Regions from separate parts of the Mus musculus genome. Here region 1 is linked to region 2. A link is a loop called in an ENCODE intact Hi-C map of the cell type or tissue named here. Cell type or tissue: heart. All regions are shown on one strand.

What was found. Peaks named below come from ENCODE experiments on the same cell type or tissue, not always from the same donor. Only the 100,000 strongest peaks of a DNase experiment are listed, where the experiment ranks them.
Region 1: a loop joins it to region 2, with 21 times the contacts of the local background. A loop is called at or near these places in 1 of 42 quality-filtered maps.

What each region holds. Positions count from the first base shown.
Region 1 is chr15:83,151,577-83,156,576 of GRCm38, forward strand. It overlaps Cyb5r3 (cytochrome b5 reductase 3), which reads right to left. Exons shown (of 9, transcript NM_029787.3): 9 at 1,919-3,146. The coding sequence ends at 2,974. Among named protein-coding and RNA genes, the nearest start is that of Rnu12, 4.4 kb to the left of the region's middle. In heart, no CTCF peak of the experiment used is centred here; a DNase peak (open chromatin) is centred at 2,982.
Region 2 is chr15:83,046,597-83,051,596 of GRCm38, forward strand. No RefSeq gene overlaps it. Among named protein-coding and RNA genes, the nearest start is that of Nfam1, 16 kb to the left of the region's middle. In heart, no CTCF peak of the experiment used is centred here; no DNase peak of the experiment used is centred here.

The sequences.
Region 1 (5,000 bases), 100 kb after region 2:
CGTTAATCTGGGTCACACCTTCTGATGGAGGCCTACATAAGGACATTGGAAGAAGAAAGATTCACTCTTTGCCGGCTTGCATTTGCCAGCACATCTTTTGGAATCTACTAGCCTTGTGTGACTGAGCAACTACTAGATCCTTGGACTTCACAGCTGACCACTGTTGGGGAGTTGGACTACAGACTGTAAGTCGTCATAACAAATCCCCTTACTATGTAGAGACTATCCATAAATTCGGTGACTCTTTTTGGAGTTGGGACTAGGGTGAGGCTTTTTGGGGGGGGGCAGTTCCACTGACCTCCATGACAATGGGGTTCCCTGATCAGGCTATCCATGTTTGTGCAGCAGACACTTCCTAGTCAGCCCCCCCCCCCCCAGCTTTCCCCAGTTTTTAGAAGCAGCTTCTTCCAACCATAGAGCTCTCAGCTCACATTCACCACCTGAACATCTGCTCCAGCAGGACCAGGTCGTCACAGCCCAACCATCTCGGCAGAGGTGGCATGCTGGCTGGTTCTGTGTCACCTCAACACAAGCTAAGAGTCATTGAAAGATCCTGACACAGAAAGGTCACAGAAGCCCTGAAATTGGCAAGATAGATGTCACTGTTAGCAGAACTAGCTTCACTGATTTAGAAAAATAGAGGCGCACAATGCTCTGGCCACTCCTTGAACCTGTGTGTCTGCCAATGTTTTGACCGTTCCTTGACTCATGTGTGTGCCCACTGATGAAGCCCATTGCCAGGTGTTTGTGATATTGGTTGCTGAGAAAGAGTCAGAAAATCTCCCTAGCAACCACAGCCCAGCCAATCCTGAGTTGCTGCACCTGCACCAAACTCTTTCCTTGTACCCCTCCCATACCCATTTCTTGAGAATAGACATTGTTTAGATCTGGAAATCCCCTACTCTCCCCCTTCTCCTTTCCCCCCTGAGGGCCTATAAAAACTGGGACCTCTTTTCCTTCGAGGTCGACTCCTCTACCCCTGCGTGGGATATGAGTCATCCCCAGAGCTCTGGCTTTCCCCGAATAAAGCCTCATGTGGTTTGCAACAAGTTCGGTCTATCGTGAGTTCTTGGGTGTCCGCTATTGTCCTGAGGCCTGAGCGAGGGGCTCCTTTCAGAGTCTTTCAAGTCATCAGAGAGGAAGGAGCCTCAGCTGAGGAAACGCCAATGCTGTGAGATCCAGCTGTAAGGCATTTTCTCAATTAGTGACCAATTGCGTAGGGCCCAGGCCATTGTGGGTGGTGCCATCGCTGGGCTGGTGATCCTGGGTTCTATAAGAAGGCAGACTGACTGAGCAAGCCATGGAAGCCAGCAAGCAGCACCCACTCATGGCCTGTGCATCAGCTCCTGCCTCCAGGATTCTGCCGTTTGAGTTCCTGACCTGACTTCCTTCAATAATGAACAGTGAACATTGTTATGGAAAGTGTAAGCTAAACAAACCCTTTTCTCCCCAACTTGCTTTTTTCAGTCATGGTGTTTGTAGAAGCAGTAGAAACCCTCAGACGGGTGGCTTTCCTGCAGCCGTCTTAAGGACAGCCCGCACTTCCACCTGATCCGTCTTCAAGTGACCATCTTACAAATGTAATCAGTTTAGCATCTTTCCCAGCAAAATCCAGAGCTGAGGGTGAGGGAAGGGAGGGCGACAGCAGAGGCATCCCAGGGAAGCACTGGCAAGTGACCTGGGAAAAGCACGAACCAGCCTCCCGTGTTCCACCTTCCACAGGGCTGTCCCGACTCATCAGGACGGTGACAGACAGGACGAGGCTGGGCTCCCTGTCTACTTTCTCCACTGCCCAAACTCTGAACGGGCAATGCAAATGCATATCTGAAACAAAATACATGCCCATCCCACACCATACACACACACGCACGCACGCACGCACACACACACCGTGATCCCCAGAGAAACGCTGGCAGGGTCGGGATTTGCAAAGTTTTACTTTAACTCTTTTTGCCCATAAATGACTAAAAAAGCCAGTGTGCAGGAGGCTGCCTGCTGCCTGCTGAAGGCAGCGCCAGGCACCAGGTCTGTCTCCAAGACAAGAGGCACTGCTCAGAACCCCCCCAGGCTGGGGACCAGACAGGAAGGAGGTTTGGGGTGGAGAGATAAGCCAGGGACCCCCAAGGTCTACCAAACTCTGTTGGGCTGACAACTTAGGGCACTCAAGACTGCATGGAGTCGGGGGCAGTGTGTATAGTTTTGGAAGGGTCCACGTGCTGCCCCAAGGGACCCCTGGCCAGCAAGTGGGGGCTGGCCTGTCTCTGCCAGACACCCTCCTAAGAAAACCTTTGGGTGTCACTGTCTAATGTAGTGTTTAGGGGCACAGGCCAGGCTATGGCCTAAGGCAGGTAGGTGGTTAGGTGGCAGGCATGGTTCCTAGGACCGTAGGTGACTATTTACCTTTCACTTCCTTTCTATAGACCACAGTTCATGGCAATGGGTAGACATGGTACTGACAGCTCACGCTCACGCTCTCCCTCCCTCTCTCTTCCTCTTCTCTCTCTCTCTCCTCTCTCTCTCCTCTCTCTCCCTCTCTCTCTCTCTCTCTTCCTCTTCTCTCTCCTCTCTCTCTCTCCTGTCTCTCTCTCCTCTCTCTCTCTCCTCTCTCTCCTCTCTCTCTCTCTCTCTCTCTCTCTCTCCTGTCTCTGTGTGTGTGTGTGTGTGTGTGTGTGTGTCTATGTGTAAGGGGGTAGTCACAGGACATCTCTGGTAATGGCCAGTTAGTACCAGACAGAAGCCTATTCAGAGAGTGGTCAACAGAAGTCACCTGATACACAGGCCTGCTCCCAAAGGGGCCCCCCAGGGGCCAGTACAGCTGGATGACCAGGGCTGGGCAGGCCAGGCTGAACCCAGGCCCCAGCATGGATGTGGGCATATGTCAGGGTGAGCGACAGTGGTGGGGAAGGAAGGGGTGGACAGGTGGTTGTGGTGAGTGCGTGAGCAGCAGGCACAGGCTTGGCCAGCGTCCAGCCATCAGAAGGTGAAGCATCGCTCCTTGGGATGGCCCACACGCTCCAGGTTTGGCAAACAGGCAAACTGGATCATTGGTGGGGGTCCACACATCAGTATCAGCGGCTCCTCCCCAGGAGTTGGAAGGTGGTCCCTGATCATCTCCTCATTCACGAAGCCCTGGCTATAGTCCCAGGCTGTAGAACAAGACCAGATGAGTCAAAGTGAGACCTGGTGCCCACCTGACCCCTGCCCACCTGACCCACCTGACCCTCCTGCCCACCTGACCCCTGCCCACCTGACCCCCTACCCACCTGACCCCTGCCCACCTGACCCTCCTGCCCCTGACCCCCTGCCCACCTGCCCCCGTGCCCACCTGCCCCCTGCCCACCTGCCCCTGTGCCCACCTGCCCCTGTGCCTACCTGCCCCTCCTGCCCACCTGCCCCTCCTGCCCACCTGCCCCTGTGCCCACCTGCCCCTGTGCCCACCTGCCCCCTGCCCACCTGCCCCCTGACCACCTGCCCCCTGCCCACCTGACCTTCCTGCCCACCTGACCCCTGCCCACCTGCCCCTGTGCCCACCTGTCCCCTGCCCACCTGACCCCTGCCCACCTGACCCTCCTGCCCACCTGACCCTGTGCCCACCTGCCCCCTGACCACCTGACCCTCCTGCCCACCTGACCTACAGTCCTCCTATCTGTCCTGCCCTCTCCCAGATGCTCTACGTCCCTTTCAGTAAACCTATCCTGCTAAACCCACTACCTCCTGACAGCCTACAACTGGAACACAAGGCCTTCGTGGCTCCCCTCACCCACCTTACAGTTTGAAAACCTGCCCCATAGCCCCCCCCACCCCAACTACCATAGGATTATTCGGTGTTGCAGTGCTAGGAATGGAACTCAGCCCATGAATGCTGAACAAGTGTCCCCCGGCCCACAGTGTGGCATTCAGATTTCACTGTATAGAAACCAAGGTTCAGCGGACCCAGAACTGTTCAAGCTCATACCAGCTGGTCTCCCTAAGGAGGTACCCAGCCCAGGCTGGTCGAGTGACATTTGCTACACCTTGAGCCCCAGCTACAGCTCACTGCCTGATTCTTCTGCCACCACACAGTCAGCCAATAGGTCTTGCTCACAGCCACAGCTGCATCCTGGTCCCTGGTGTGAAACTGTCACTCAGTAGTGAAACTGTTACTTGGTAAGTAATGAGCAAGCCAGGCAAGATTACAGGCTCATGAGTGTAATCCCAGCACTTGGGAGAGACAGGGGAAGTGAGTTCAAGGACAGCTGTAGGTCCCTCCTCTGGAAGTAGCCGCATGCAAGGACAGTCCAGGATCTGATCCCTGTGACAGACTCAAACTCTAGGCGTGGGCCGAGGCAACAGCTGCCCCGTCCAGGTCCAGCCACCCCCTCTCTCCCGCTTGGGCCTGGGGGCACAGCATTTCCTGTTCCTCATAAGAGGCACTGTGTCGTGGAAAAGGCAGCCCACAGAGGCTAGGGAGGGCTCTGGTCCAGTGTTGACTTTAAGGACTGGCTGACTGGTTCTGGCTACTCAGAGAAACAATCCTGCCACCTCCCAGTCCAGCTGAGAGCACCTGGTTCCAGGCCAGCCCCTGAGCTGTGCCCAGTGGGCCCCTCCTCTAGCTTGGGTTCAGAGGTAAACAGGAAGAGGCAGGAGCAGAGCAGAGGGCCACTGGGCCACTGACACCTGCCACTGAGGCTGCTCCCTAGGCCCAGGGCTCCACCAGGCCTGGCACAGGCCCCCAATCCTTCCAGTCCTCCTCACTCAGGGTCATCTCTGCCTTGTGTCTGCCCTTTGAAACCCAGAGCATCCTTGAAGCCCTAAACACCAACAGAAACAACTCAGAAGCTCAAGGTAAAAAAGGGCACAAGGGGGGTGGGGGCTATAGAGATGGCTCAGTGGTTAACAGCACTGACTGCTCCTCCAGAGGTCCTGAGTTCAATTCCCAGCAACTACATGGTGGCTCACAACCATCTGGAATGGGATCTGATACACTCCTCTGGTGTATCTGAAGACAGCTACAGTATACT
Region 2 (5,000 bases):
GGGCATTGGGAGCAGAGATGTGGAACCCTGGCTTCAGAAGTCCTGGAGTCCACACAGTGGATAATCCACACTGGGACCTGCAGTCAGGAGGCAGATCAACTTTACTTAGGGGGATTGAAGGCTTATAAAATGTGGGCGACTGAGAGCAGAGACATCCAGGTGTGCAAAGGTCATTGGCTGATGGCTTCTCATGCCTCATCAGCATGGGGAAGCATTTCAGGAATCTCAGGTGCTACTGCACAGGTTTTATCAGGAAAAAGGAAATTGATCCTTTAACCTAATTGAAGCTTCGTGACATTCCTCAGGTGGAGTGAAGGGGCTTAGAATTCCCGGACAAGGTCAGAGAAGGAGAAACTCTGCTAACCAAGGGAGTCTCCCACATTGCACCGAGCCCAGAGGCTAGCTGGTCATAGTAGACTTCAACGTTAATTAGCAGTTTCCCCACACGTGCACGTACATACCCACACACATACATACCCATACACATATGCACATAATTTAAAATTAAAAGCAAACTCTTGCTGGGAGGTGGTGGCGCACGCCTGTAATCCTAGCCTTCGGGAGGCAGAGGTAGGTGGAGTTTGAGGCCAGCCTGGTCTACAGAACAAAGACCAGGACAGCCAGGGCTATGCAGAGAAACCCTGCCTCAAAAAACCCAAAACAAACACCACCACATAAAAACAGGGCTTCCTGTATGCTGGATCAGTAAAGATACTGAGATGCAGTCAATCTTTTTTACCCTAAAAATACGTGTGTGTGTGTGTGTGTGTGTGTGTGTGTGTGTGTGTGTGGTGTGTGTGTATTTACACTTAAAAAAGAGTAAAATTCACTGTCTTTGGTGTATAGTTCTCTAGGACAAATGTATACTTATGTAATCATGACCACAGACACAATCCAGAACATTCCATCATCTCCAAGTCTCCCTGCTTCTCCCCTAGCAACCACAGCCTGTTCCACCTTCCCAGACTGTCTGAACAGTGACCTGGACAGGCAGCTACCAAGCCTGGCGCTCTCAGCGGACACGTATCTGTCCCTCTGTGCTGTTGCGTGGACAGACACCTGCTCCTTTTTTTTTTTTTTTTTTTTTTACCTGCTCCTTTTTTAATAGGCTTCTTTTATGGTCTCTCGGTGAATGAACTACACAGCTTGCTCATCTGTTCTCTAGATGGGGGGCAGGGGGGGCAGCTTTCCAGCTTGTGTGCTCTAAAGGCAGCTGTTAGAGCATTCCCCGGTGAGCATTTCACTTCTCTGGGGTCCCTTTGAGGTTTCAGAGAGCCCATAACTCATACCAATGCAAAGCTTCCCTGGAGAGGAGAGCATGGCCCAAGGGTTCTCAGGTCACCTCAGGAGCACAGGGACAAGACAGCAGGGATCCCTCTGTTGGGAGCTGTCCCTCCACGGGTAATAGGTGTTCTAGCTCTGGTCTTCATTGTCCTTAAATCCTCTTAAATAGCAGTGAGTTAAAAGCCTCTTTTGGTAAACTCTGAGTTTGCCTCCTACTGGCTCACCCTGATGCTCTTCTCTAAATCAAGGTCAAGAAATATGGTTTTGCCCAGCGTGGAAGAACTTCTCAGATGCTACGGGGATGGAGAAGAGCTGTGACTGCATCCCTGCCTCTCCTTAGCTGACAGAGTGACCATGAGACTGGAGCCACAGGCAATCTGACATCCCCCATCATTCTTCCCGGAAGCCACATGTGGCCTCACCTAACACCCACAGCCCAGCAGGTCCCCTGTAAGAGAGCTGCGATTGCATGTATTCTTGCTACACATTGGGCTTGCGTGTGCCTTCTGGAAAGTCTAAACCAAGTCTTCACACGTATTCAACAGATGCGTTTACACGGAGCTGTATCTCTCGGCTGACATGCTCAGCTGTGCATGGGGCTACCTGGGATGAAACTTAGGTCCTGATGCTGGCACGGCAAGCACTTCACAGACTGAGATGTTTCTCCAGCTTGAAAACAAACAAACACATGACTTCTAACCAGCCCTAGCTGTGTTCTCTTTACAGCAGTGCAATGGTAGCATGCATGTTCAGAGACCATGGGCTGTTTATCTGGACAGAATAGACAGTGGGCACAGGCCCCATCAGGCTACCTAGATGACAGACTCCCCAGCACTGTCCTAGCTCAAGGACTGACACTACAGTCTGCCACTTCAGGATCCTAGCACGTGACCCAGGGTCCTTAAAAGCCAGCATTATCATGTAACTATTATCACTGTGTGTGTGTGTATATGAGTGTGTTCAAGTGGGAGGCACACATATGATAGGGTACACATGACGGTCAGAGGACCACGTCAGCGGTTGCTCTTCACGTCCTACCTTGTTTGAGACAGGGTCTCATGTTCACAGCAGCTCTGTGCCAGGTGATACAAACTCAGAAAAGCAGACTTGAGTGGCAAGCCTACATATGCAGCCATCTCTCCCACCCTTGCTGATGTTGTTTTTTTTAAAAAGTTATTTATTTATTATTATTATCTTTATTATTATTATTATTATTATTATTATTTTCAGTTTTCAAGACAAGGCTTCTTCAGTAGTCCTAGCTGTAGACCAGACTGGCCTCTAATTCACAGAGATCCACGTGTCTCTGCCTCCAAGTGCTGGGATTAAAGGTGTGCGCCATCACGCCTGGCTATTATTTTTTAATTATATGTCTGTGTTCAAGGGTTACCTCCCTATGTCTTCTTCTCCCTTGGGGTAGGCAGGCCCCTTGTGCACTAGGCTGGACTGGGGAAGCTTAGCTGGAGCAAGCAGATGTAAGCAGGATCTTGGTTGACAGTGAGTGCTTGGGTAAAGAACACACACCAAGAACAGCTTTGAAGAACTGGTGCCGTTTATTGGGTAGGGGCAGCAAAGGCCATTTAAAACTTTGCAGGTGGAGCTGGAGAGATGGGTCAGTGGGTAAGAGCACCCAACTGCTCTTCCGAAGGACCTGAGTTCAAATCCCAGCAACCACATAGTGGCTCACAACCATCTTTAACGAGATCTGACTCCCTCTTCTGGAGTGTCTGAAGACAGCTACAGTGTACTTACATATAATAAAACAAACAAACAATCAAACAACTTTGCAGGTGAGTAGGGGCTATTTATCAGAATGAGTGTACATCACTGGCTGAGATTGGGTTGCTGAGGATGCCTCATTTGCGTGAGGAGGCATTCCAGGTGCTGCTGGACATGACCTTATAAGAGGACAGGAAGTGGTGGCGCATGCCTTAAATCCCAGCACTTGGGAGGCAGAGGCAGGCAGATTTCTGAGTTCGAGGCCAGCCTGGTCTACAGAGTGAGCTCCAGGATAGCCAGGGGTACACAGAAAAACCCTGTCTCGAAAAACAAACACAAAAAGAAAGGACAGGAAGTTTAATCTGGCTACCTGCTGCATGACCTCCTCTGGAGAGGTAAAGGAAGGGGACACAGGCCTACATGCCCCAGGACATGCAGGCCCGAGGAAGCAGGAAGCAGTCCTACTTCTGCTGATCACATGATGAAGTTTCTTGGGTTTGGACAGGCTTCAACCCCACTCTTATTCCAGGCCTGCTCCTCCCCTTCCTGGTCCCACAGCTCCTTGGCCACACAGGGTATATGTTTGAGCTGCTGCTCTGCTGAGGACAGAGACATCAGACATCCAGGAGCTGGCATTACTAGTGGTTGTGAGGCACCTGGCGTTGGTATCAGGACTTCCAAAAACCCTTACATCACATAGGCGATAGCGAGACCTGCTCACCTGTTGCCAAGGCAACAGCCACCATATTCCCAGAATCCACTTGGCTCACCTCCCATCTTTACCTGTGGCTATGTCACCATCCTTATATAAAAGAAGGTCCCTCTGATCTCTCTCCTTCTCCGCCCCCCTTCTCTTTCCGAGGCCACCTTGCCCTTTTCTCTCTCAATAAACCTCACGTGGACTATTGTGATCTTTCTGGAGCCTTGTGATGATCACAACAGCTGGTGTAGGTTCTGGGAACTGGACTTAGATCCTCTGGGGGAGCAGTGTGTACTCCTAGCAGCTGAGCTGCCTCTCTAGCCCTCCAACAGCTGGCCAGCTTTTTTAATGGCGGAAAGGTCCCACGGAAGTCAGAAGAGGGCCGGGGTCTTCACTCCAACACTGGCTTCCTCAGTCCTGGCCTTCAGTCCTGGCCTTGGAACTATTTTGGTGATACCACGACCACCAGGCCAGAGTTGGAGGATGGCAGCAATGGCTCTTGTCAGTGTTGGTCCCTCGGAATGGGCGTGGCCCATTTTGTATGTTACTTCCCTCAGTGTCCTCTGCAGCCTTCTCCCGTGAGGGCTGTTTGCTGCCCTAGCTGCTGGGCCTGGGTGTGAGTCTGCTTCTCCCTGCTCACAGCTTTCCATAGCTTTACTGAAATGTCACCGTCAACTCACTGGGCTCCCCAGGCTCTGACGTTCTAGCTCACGGTCCCTCTATCTGACCTGCAAACAGCAAAGGCCTCCTTTCTCTTGTTTGGCCAAAGGTCCTGGGGTCACATTGCTCTTCTGTTTCTCCCCTACCGCCTATCTCCTGTGCCATTAAAGCCATTGTTCTCCCTTAAATGCATTCAGCGTCCCCAACTCTTCTTTCACCAGTCAAGGCCATTACTACTGCTCCTGGTTTATTGTAACGACCCTTTGTGGGTTTCTGACCCTGGCTCTAGTCAGCTGCCCACCAGGCAGCTAGAATGGCCTCTGCCGATGGGCGCCATCAGCCATAGTTTTGTTCAGGACTCCGGAGCAAGCAGGGTGTGGTAGCACACACTCGGAAGACTAATTCGGGAGGATCCTGAGGTTATGGGACAGCCTGGCTACACAGTGAGACACAAACCAGCAACAACAACAGCAACCACAGACCAACTTCAAGTTGCCTCCTCATCCAGCTGTGTGGCTCTCCCGGTCCTTCCAGCTGTGTGTTAGCCTCAGTCTTCCTGTGCGAGCACCCTCCCAGGCTCTCTTCCCTCTCTGCTTCCCTCTACCACCCCTCCTGACCACATTGGAAACAAGGATAC